Linked DNA regions of Mus musculus: region 1 is linked to region 2. The links are chromatin loops, found by intact Hi-C in ENCODE. Cell type or tissue: heart. All regions are shown on one strand. Links, peaks and the distances in the headings refer to the core of each region. The heading gives the core; the rest is flanking DNA.

Region 1 (5,372 bases), core at 242-5,241, 73 kb after region 2:
GGTTTGCATGTAGTGATTCTATGATTCTCTCTCCTAATCCACCTGTTCCTTCCTCCTTTTTTTTAAGTCTCTCTAATAGTCAACTTAAATTTCTTTGTAGAAAACTTCCTCAACTTTATGGTCTCATAATTCTTGAGAAATCTGCTTTTCTCCTATTTTTTTTTCCTTTTAGAAAACACAACATTTATTCTCTTTTAGCCAATTTGGCTTCCACAAATGTAGAATAATATAGACTTCTCTATCACGTCACAGAAAATGCCAGAACTTATGACAAATTAACTCCATTCCCTCTCACTTACCCAGCTATGCACCAGTGTTCTCCACAGTGTGTACTTACTGATACAATGAATACTCACCCAAGTCTGCTAATATATCAGCCCCATTTTGAGACTATGGGATGGCTCAGCTGGAAAAGTGTTTGCCTTAAAAGCTTGACAACCTGAACTCCATCCCTAGAACTCATATAAACTTGCCAGGCGTGGTGACCTACCTTTCTAAGCCCAGCCATGGGGAGGTGGGGACAGGACAATCCCCGAGGCTCACTGCCCAGCCAATGTTGAGTACCTGGTGAACTGCAAAAAACCCCGTTTCAAAGGAGGTAGATTTTGCTCCAGACGATGACACCTGAGATTGTCCTCTGTAACAGCTCTCCCCACACTTGCACACACACACACATACATGCGATATGTGCACACACACATACACATACAATAATTAAAATATTCCGCAGTTTTGGAAAAGTGATTCATCAGGAGGCAATTCAATCGAGGGCTGCTTACCTTGTGTGAGGCACAGCCAGGATTCTCACTCTGCCATCAGCGGCCACCCATGGCTGCATCCGCTGCTGCTGCTATCTAGTCTGTGTTTGGTTTGTTCTGACCATTCTCTGCTTCCTTTCTCACACAATCATCTGTACTGTGCCCTCCCAAGCAGTATCCCAGGGAATACAGATGAGGTTCTGCAACTCAGCAAGATTATATGACTACTCAGGGGCCAGGAAGTCCAGGCCACTGGGCAATATAAGCCGAGTGCATCACTACCAGAGGGATGAAGGGAGTGGAAAGATCCATGGCTCTCTTGCCTCTGCTCAGCCCTGACATCCTGGAGCCTGACAAAGCAACCTTCTTGGACACCCACTCAGTTGCTACCTGGTAACTTCCCTTGGAACACTGGAAGGGGGGGCAAAGGAGAGGCAACACGCCTGCAATGTAATTAACACTATAACAACTTGTTTCCCCCTTGGAGAATTACACCATTAGCTGCTTCAATTGTGCATGAAATATAAATTACATTACTCGGAGGCATCATGTCGGAGCAGACGCGATGCTAAGTGACGAGGCTCTCCAGGGTGCATCCCCCTCCCCAGCCAGCGGGTCAGAAGGAACATGGCCCCCGAGGCTGAGTGCCAGCCCGTCAGTCTGTCATCTCCTTGGCTGTTCTAACCTAGAGAACCCACTAGGAAAAATTGTTCCTGCGCTATATTGGGCTTCCTAGCATCTTTTTTTTCTATTCATTCATAGGTTCATAATTTCAGACTTTTCCTTTTCTCTTCCCCAGTTTCCCCCACCCTACACAAGCAGCAAAGAGAAGGTATTTTCTTGCTTTTTGGTATGTACATGTTTATACATGCTTGCTTATATTCTTGTGTGCAGGTCTGTGTGGGTAGCCATTATATTTATTTGTTAATTTTAAAATGACTTACCATTATTAGTGTATGTTTGTATGTGTGTGAATGTGCACACATGTGCATGCATGCTCGTGTGTGTGTGTGTGTGTGTGATGTATGAATGTGGGCATGGATGTACCACAGCATGTGCATGACGGTTAGAGGGCAGCTTATGGAGTCTGTTCTCTTCTTCCCACTTTGTAATCTCTTCCTGAAATGAAACTCAGGCCATCAGCCTTGCAGGCCATGCTCTTTACCCTCTGAACTATGTCTCCTGCTCATGAGTGCATATTTTAACAGGCCAGAGGAGTCAGTCCAGAAGATTAAATACTTGCCAGAGCAGTGTAAAGAGGATGGACAGCTTCGCCTGAGAATAGGTAGAAGCAGTCCTTTACCATTGGGTCTAAATGACTTTGAGTTTGTAGGAAATACTGCCAACCCCACCCTGACCTCCCCACCCCCATCAGACCCTCACAGCTCCCTGATTTTTACAGCATCTCTCTGGGCATGGTCATTAGCCAGCTTGAGAGCCGTGCCAAGTGTGAGCAGTGCTGGTTTGGGAGGGTGCTGGGAAATGAGATGCCTGGTTTCAGTCCATCATCCTTCTTGCAGTACATACAACAAAGGAACTTTCCAAACTCTGGTGTCTTAAGAAGGTTTCGTTGCTTTCTCTATGGAACGGGCTAATTTGGGTCTCTTTCCATTCTGGGAAAGGAAGTGGAATCAAGGATGATCAGCAGTGACCACTAATGTGACTTTTAAGGAGCTGCTACCCTTCAGTCTTTGGGTCGCTCCTCTCAACCCCTGGTGCCTGGTCCCATGGGAATATTTGAGAAGACTGCCCTTGGGTGCTGTTAGCAGCTGCTGGGAAGGCTCCGAGCCAGCTCCTCTCGCCAGAGCCCATGTTAACGGGCAGGCAGGAAGTTTGGAAAGCAAGCCTGAAGCTGCAGGAGAAATTTGGGAAAATATCGTGCAATTACCCTAATGACAGCTGTACAAATCACACAACCGCTCCTCAAATCCCCTGCCTGCGAGCAGAGCCAAAACCCACATATGGATTCAAGGAGACCTGCAGAGGGCCGCAGGGTGGGGGAGGGAGAGCCAAAGGACTCTAGGGGCTCTGCTCCTGCTGAGAAGGAGAAGGCTGCTTCCTCAAAGTCCTCTCCAGCTCTGTCCTATTCAAAGCAGCCCCTTCCTATGGAAAGTCTTCCATCTGTCTGTCTCTTCCTAGTTTCCTCCCTCCCACAATTTATCCCCCCCTTCAGCCACTCCCAGTCCCAGAGACACTGAACAGGGGCTCACAAGATAGGGTGACAGCTGGGGGCTGTTATTGTCCTGGCCTGGGAAACTTCCTCCATTCTCTAAACCCAAATATTTTCTTGGCCGAGATCAACCCTAGGACTGAGCCTGTCATTCTGCCTTTTCCCCTTTCTCAGGGAGCTGTTTGTCCTCCCACAGCCTGGTCACAGTCACCGCTAACAGGATTCCTGTTCTTATGGAGCTACCTATGCTGGGAAACTCCAGATCTGCTGGCTGGGAACAGGATGTTTCTGATTACCCATCCTGGCTGTGCTACAGACCGACTGTTCTTCAATGGTCTGATTGCAAATACAAGGTGTCTAGATAAGGTACTGGTATGCCCACTATACAGAGTGGGAAACTGAGGCTTAAGAGGCACAGAGGCACTTATGACAGCTCTGGATTCTCTATGGTTGGTATAAACTGGAGTAGGTTGTCCTTCTTGGCCTGCAGGTACTAAAGTTATGGGAGAATAGGAGACAGACAGTGCTCTGGCTTTGTGGGTCTAGAAGAGTCCGAATTACAGAGAGCAAACCCTTTGGGAAAGCAGAGTCGGGAGTGGGAAGTGTTCCTGGGGAATCCGGAACAACGTCATACAAAGCAAAGACTAGAAGAGGAAAATGCTGGCTGTAACCTCCCAAGGACGATTACTGCTTGCCTGAAGATTAGGTCACCTGGAAGGACATTAAAGGCCACTGGTCTAGTGAGGGTTCTGAAATGAACCATTTTCTCAAGACGCAGGGCCTTCTAATGGAAATCATGACAACAAGGGCTACTATTTTGAGAAAAGTTACTCAGTGGCAGGCTTGGGTCCAAATGCTTCGTGCGCACGCTCCGCTCTCCTCAGCTGAAAGGATACTTGTTATAGCTACGGCCTCGGTGGCTCGACTGCCTTGGGTTCTAATTAGAAGACCTTGGGCCAGTCGCAGGCCCTCCACCTACCTCCTGCTTTGTCTGGAGATTGAGGTTACAAATGATTTTCACCTCAAAGGATTATAGAGGTAAGTTAGGAGCGTTCTCATATGTGAAGGGCATGGGAAGGGGGTGATGTTCAAAGTGTGGGCAGTGACTGTTGTCATTGTCACTCCCAGGGTTCATTAGGAATGTGGTATCTCAGTCCCTCCCCCACATCCTGTATACTTAATAGTTCCCTGGAGGCTCAAGTGCATGCTGGAAGCCCTGGACAGTAAGAGTGCCAGGACCACGGGAAGTGCTCTCTGCTCTCTGGCTGTCATTAGTGTGATTATTATTCCATGTGATCCTGAGACAGGCTCACCACGCAGCACATCAGAGCCACTCGAAAGCCTGATTTAGTTCCTACAGCCAGGTTCCTGGGCAGGGAAAGTGAATTTGAAATCTCTTGGGGTTGCCAGTGTTAAAACTTCAGAACTGAAGTTCACAGCCCCGTGGTAAACTAGGATGGGTTAATCACTCTCAGTGGTGGTGACTTCTTGGTGCTAGTACCCTTGGTACTGAGTGGTACACTATTATTACCAGTTGCATTGTCAGACTTGTTAAGGGGCCAGAGAATGTGGCTCAGTTGGTAGAGCACTAACCTAGTATGAACAAAGCTAGAGGTTCCATCCCCAGTAGGGTGGTCATGCACTGTAGCTGCTAATCCTAGGAGGACAGAGGAAGATCAGATGGTCAAAGTCATCTTTTACAATGCAGGGAGTTTGAGAGCAGCCTGGCATATTTTGAGACTGTCTCAAAACCAAACCAATCAAAACAACTGCGGTTAGGTTGCATGTAAAATTGACCCTTACAAAGTACAGTTTGGTGGCCTTAAGTTTATCTCATGGGCACTGCAAGTGCCACCACTATGTATTATTGAAGTTTGTAATAATCACTCTTTAAGGGAAACTCCATACTAACGAGTGGTCCTTCCTCTCTGCCACCCACCCATCCTGGGCAAAATGAAACAACTTTCCATAGAATTGCATTGCGCATAAGCAGAATGGTTAATGACTTTCACTTCCTATTGTGTTTTGCTTTATTGATGACTCTGTCCTTGGGGAGCAGGGTGCACATGGCAGGATGCACATGTGCAAGTCGGAGGACAGTTTTGTAAAGTGAGTCCTTTCCTTTCACCTTTGCGTGGGTTCTGGGTTGTCAGGCTTGCAAGGCAAACACTTCTCGGCTGGACCTTAGCATCTCATTGTGAAAGGTCATCTGAATGGTAGCATGGATGCAAATTCTATTCCTTTTCATAGCTGACTAGTACTCCATTCCATAGACAGACCAGTTTTGCTCATCCATTTATTAGCTGCTGGGCATTTTAGGCTGTTATGAACAACACTACTGGAAGACCCTGCTTTCCTTTCTTTAGGTATGTGAGAGGCTGTGTTCTTTAGGTATGTGGGAGGCTGCGTTCTTTAGGTACATGGGAGGCTGCTAGATTCTGTGA
Region 2 (5,372 bases), core at 78-5,077:
TGTCTCCCGCATCCCCCAAACACTTATCTCATTATTGAAGCAGGGGGGGCAGGAGAACCAGGAGGGGAGGCAGGCATCTCAGGAGTGTTTATTCTCTTCAGGAGCGAGGCTTTCTCCTAATTAGTAGGTGATTCTGTGAGATGGAGCCCAGGTGGGGAATGAACGTGGGGTCTGGAGTGGTGCTCCAGCCGTCCCTGATTACCCAAATCCCCAGCTGGGGTGAGGACCCCTCATGTGGGGTGGGAAAGCGGGGGAATATTAGTTTCCGATACAACGAGAGACAAGAGAATAATTCTACGAGGCCGTGTAGAACAAGCAGAGAGAGAAAAGCTCTTTGAGTGCAACAAGGAGCGGGGTTTTAAAATTTCATTTGCACAGCGGCAGGTCTTGCCAATTGGATCCTTTCCAGAAAGCAATCTGCTAAGTCTGACAGTCGGAAGAAATGCCGGGCTGCTGAGCGAGGAGAGGCTGTTTTTTTTTTTTTTTTAAGGGTTTATTTTTCATCCAGGTCCTTTGTGAGCAATGGCTTTTTTTTTTTTTATTCCATTTTAAAAGAAAAAGACACGCAGCGATCCTCTTTGTGAGGCGGGAAAGGGCTTCCCTGACCATCTGGGCCTCAGAGGGACTCGGGGAGAGGCGGCCTTTTGTGTTGGGGCATTCAATGCCCGTGCGACCGCCGTTTATCTTTGCTGCCACTCACACCAGGCTGGCCTCGCTGCCGGCTGGCCGGGGGCACACGAAGCAGCTTGGAGCAGTCCTCTAGGTCCTTATCTGTGTCACGGGCAGGAGGTCGGGGGCTAGGGAGGGGGGCTCTCTGAGCCCACCCAGAGGTCCATTGTGTTGGCCGCTCAAAGCTACAGATCAGCTCCGCAGACATCTCTGCCCAGCCCTATTCTTCAGAGCATAGTGCTCTCTCTCTCTCTCTCTCTCTCTCTCTCTCTCTCTTTCTCTCTCTCTCTAACTTGAATCCATTCCTCATTCCTTTTCTGCCAGCAGAACCGGAGACTTTAGGGTAAATATGGATTCTAAGCTGAGGTCAGCTATTAGGAGAGCATTTCTGCACATGTGCATGTACACACACACACGCACACACATACACACACACACACACACACACACACACTCCCAGCCTTGTCTGTCAGCCAGGCTCTAAAGCCTGAGCAATCTTTTTATAGAAATGCTGAGGTGACGAGGTTGTCTTGCAGTGGTGGGTCCTTGCCCAAACAAGTACTAGGGATAATGGTTTGGGCTTCAGAACGTTGCACTCTGGCAATGCTGGGCAAGGGTATGCCTCCCTCTGTGCCCCCCCCGCCCCCGCCCCCGCCCCTGCCTCGAGAGCACAGAAGGCTGTTTTGGAGGCAGACTAGACAGTGAGGGTATTTTAACCATGAAAGGGGATGGGGCTACTTATAGGCTCATTTGGAGTGTTGCTTTTACAGACTAGGGAGGACACTATCATCTATGGCCTTTGGTCTTCCCCCCAAACCCTGAGATATAGGCAGGTTGCACATCCATCCCATGTCCTTGATGAGTAAACTGAGGCAGAGAGGAGTCTTGCCAGTCTGATTATTCAGTAGGAAAATATGACACAAGTGTGAAGTCCACTGTATTTCTATTTCAGTCCACACAATTCCAGGTAATGTGATTTATGTCTTTGCGCATAGCAATTTACAATCTCCAAATGTGATGGTTTAAAACAAAAGTGACCAATGCGTGGTCACCAAACCTTGTTGAGATGGGTTAAGTAGCTTTGTACCAAAAGAGCAAGGCCTTGAGATCTCATGTCTCCTGGTGGTGATGGCTCCTTATGACTTCATGAGGCTAAGCTAGATGGAAGACAGGACTGTTAGCATGAGGCTGGAATGGTGGGGGGTGAAGTAGCCTTTTCTTTTTTGCTGCCATGATGCTATAGCAATAAAGGTAAAGATGGGTGGACAGCGCGAGAGTGGAGGGGCACTCAACACCAGGAGTCTCAGTTTTGTGAGCCATGGGTCTTAGAAGACCGGGCCATCTAAGCCAGTCTCCGCCAAGACATGGGCCTCTGTCAGAAGCTTTTGGATTGGGACAGATAGCCAACTTGTGGCTGTCCTATACACCAAAGAGTGAGGTATTGTGAGCCAGCAGGGGTATGGAGTCTAGCTCAGGAAGGGCTTTGGGACTGGGATTTGGATCACTAATCCTACCAGTATCTGCAATGTTGAAATGCTCCTCCATCTTTGCCCCCAGGTACCTATGTCCTCCAACTGGTCTGCCTGACACAACTGGAAAATCCCAAGTCTCGGCTCCTATTGAATGGCCGCAGTCCAGGCTGTCCCAGTTGTTAAATATTTTGAATGTTACTGCTGTGGAGTCCTGTGGCTCTCTCCCTCAACCAGTGTGGGCTTTTGTTCCCACCCATCCAAGGCCTCTGAGCTCAGAAATGCCAACCTCTCAGCGAATTCGGGTTAAGCCGGCCTCGCTGCGTTCTGTGAGCTGCGCTGCCGGGAGGATAATAGCATCTCCCAGGATGTTAGGAAAGCAGCCCCTGTTGATTTTCCAGCCCTTGAATAGCGGCTTCGTGGCAAACGTTTCTGATTTGTGCCGCAGCTCTCCCCTAGCCCCGGCCCCCGAGAGGCCGGTGTAATGCTTCTTTTCATGTGGCAGGATCGGATATGACCAGCGTGGGTTCTGTCAGATATTACGAGTGGTTATTACCGAGGCAGCCCAGCTGCCGTGCGGGGCTCGGCCCTCGCTTGGGGTCTGGCGAGGCGCGGCTGTCGTATCTGAATTTCTTCATCTACAAGATCTGAATCCAATCTAGTCGCTGGGAGTCTGTTTGTGTAGCAGTGGGGAGGGGGGAGGTGAGAGAGCTGGGGTGGGGTGTCCCACGTGAGGTCGCTCATCCGGGAGGCTTTGCTCATTAATGAAATCTCCAATGTGTTGGCTGGGAGAGTCCCCCCCCCCCCCCCCGGCTGACCCTGAACAGCTGATGGGGACATCGGAGAGTGTTGGGATGCCAAATGGTGACAGTTTGGATCTGCACCAACAGGAACAGGGTCTTTTCCACTCTGATTGCCTCCAGTTCAAATGAGATTGGGCTTATTTGATTCAGGTGGATCTGTGGAACAAAGAGAGAGAGAGAGAGAGAGAGAGAGAGAGAGAGAGAGAGAGAGAGAGAGAGAGAGAGAGAGAGAGAGAACCTTCTTCAGAGCTACACAGTGTGTGTGTGTGTGTGTGTGTGTGTGTGTGTGTGTGTGTGTGTTGGACCATCATCTGTGAATCCACAGTTATAGAATGTGCAGGGCTGCGTGGGTTTTTAAAGCTTTATTTGAATCCTGATGCTCTATAGACAGGCCAATTATTTCTCCCCTGGGGAATGCAGGCCCAGAGCCCGGTGCCCCACCCCTCCTGAGGGTGTGTGTGGAGCAGAGCTTTGTATGGTAAAGAGGGGTAGGGAGGAATGTAGCTTGCTGCACGTCGTGCTAAGGGGTGGGGGTGTCCCTTTCACAGTGGCTCGCTGAAGTTTAGAATAGGAATGTGTGGTTCTCCCATTTTCTGGGTGAGGGAGAACTAGGGAGGGCATTTCAAAAAAATAAGGTTTCCAAACACTGTTTCGCTGTCTCAAAGCCCCTTCGAGGTCAGGAGGCATACATACTTTGAAGGAAGAATTTGGAACAATCTGGCCCTCCCTTGCTCCCCCTGACTTTGTGTCATCTTTTGAGACCCTCACAAGAATGTGAGGAGGCTGCAAGTGGACTACAGTCGGAAGGGGGAAGCACTCTCCGTAAGGTGCACCTTAGGCTTGGATCTATTTCAAGTGAAAATTGGTGGCTTTCTCTATGTCACCAGCCCCAGAGACATATCAGTGTGTCCTAACCTGATCATTTCCAATAACACGTCAATCTAAGGTGGCCACATCCCAAACACACTGTCACTGGCCTTGAGGCAACCAGACTAGGAAGAGTGAGGGGGCAGGGTTGAAGGTTTGGAGGTGCTCCTTCTTCATGGTGGGGTGTGGTGGGGGTGGTTGTTCTCCAGTGCTTTCTGGAGTCCTAGTAAAGCCAGATAGCCTGTACCACTAGCAGTGCAGAGCCTTCATGTGGGAATGATGGGAAGGGAGGTGAGGGGGGCATTTGTTTCCTTTCTGCATGCTGTGAGTCTTAGGGCTTCAGGAAAATTCAGGCAAGCAAGTCCCCTACCCCATGCTGTTAGGATGCCTTTGCTGGCTCCAATTCACTGCTTTTCTTCCAGCCTCATTTTTCATTCATTCATCTGGGATTAATCACACCCTGTGACCAATACAGAAGGGGAAGAACAGGGCACTGTCCTTGCCTCCAAGGACATAGAGGAAATGGGGGGCAGATGCTAAGGGTAGTGAGTACCATTCACAAAGCTGCCTCTAAGTGGCCTGGTCAGCTGAGGGAAAGGCAGCTAGCTTCTCTGATGGGGAATGGGGATGCAAGTGAGTGGGGGAAGTGCATCAGAAGCCGACTTTGGCACTAGGCCTTGAAGAATAAGGATTTCACAGTGGAAAATGACATTCCAGGCGTTAAGCATGAAGGAACCGTTCTGCAATGAAGAAGGGAGAGCTGCTCTAATTATAACTGACACACTGATTTAAACATTTATTCACTCCAGCCACACAAATACACACGTGCACATGCACTCGCAGCACAAACAGCAGGGTGGGGGCATTCTGGGGACCCCACCTTGAGTTGCAGCTGCAGTCAGTGTAACAGAGAAGACCTTTTCTTGACTGAATATAACATCGAATGTGACACAGTTGTCTACTACACATGCCAATGACCTGTGGTCTGTGGCTGAGGACTGGTGGCAATGCCTCTTGCTTTGTCCAAAGCTGGGGCGGGGGTGGCCAGAATCCCAGGAACACTGGTTGGAAATTAACCAGAGGGGGAGCATAGGATTCACTACTGTGAGGTGAGCGCATGAGACTGGATGGACAGATTGCTCCAGACAGGGCCTTGGACTCCAGCAGGGCTCTGCATTAGAAGTTTGCTGCCAGTGGGTGTGGATGTCACCGGGTGAAAGCAACTCTTCTTTGCAATGCCAAGAAGGAGCTCAGCTGGGCATCTTTAGCAACTGCCACCAGCAGCTAGGAGATGGCAAGGGGACTTCAGAGGTGATGCAGATACTATGGTTGTTAAGAATCTGCTGCTTGGAGTCAAAGAGGTGGCTCAGTGATACAGAGTGCCTATTGCTTTTCAGGAGGGCCCAATTTTAATTCCAAGCATTGGATGGCTTACAACTGCCCGTAACACTAGCTCCAGGGGGTTCAATGTATGGAAACCAGCACACATCAACACACACACACACACACACACACACACACACACACACACACACACACACACAGAGAGAGAGAGAGAGAGAGA

The links. Peaks named below come from ENCODE experiments on the same cell type or tissue, not always from the same donor. Only the 100,000 strongest peaks of a DNase experiment are listed, where the experiment ranks them.
Region 1: a loop joins it to region 2, with 2.2 times the contacts of the local background. A loop is called at or near these places in 4 of 42 quality-filtered maps.

Annotation. Positions count from the first base shown.
Region 1 is chrX:11,416,855-11,422,226 of GRCm38, reverse strand. Gm34077 (a long non-coding RNA gene) reads left to right here and starts at 3,587. Exons shown (of 4, transcript XR_386893.2): 1 at 3,587-3,966. In heart, for the core only: no CTCF peak of the experiment used is centred there; DNase peaks (open chromatin) are centred at 2,966, 3,836 and 4,166; H3K27ac peaks cover 943 bases; H3K27me3 peaks cover 2,563 bases.
Region 2 is chrX:11,489,452-11,494,823 of GRCm38, reverse strand. All of the region lies in intron 5 of Gm39496 (a long non-coding RNA gene), which reads left to right. Among named protein-coding and RNA genes, the nearest start is that of Gm39496, 34 kb to the left of the region's middle. In heart, for the core only: no CTCF peak of the experiment used is centred there; no DNase peak of the experiment used is centred there; H3K4me3 peaks cover 1,646 bases; H3K27ac peaks cover 2,994 bases; H3K27me3 peaks cover 232 bases.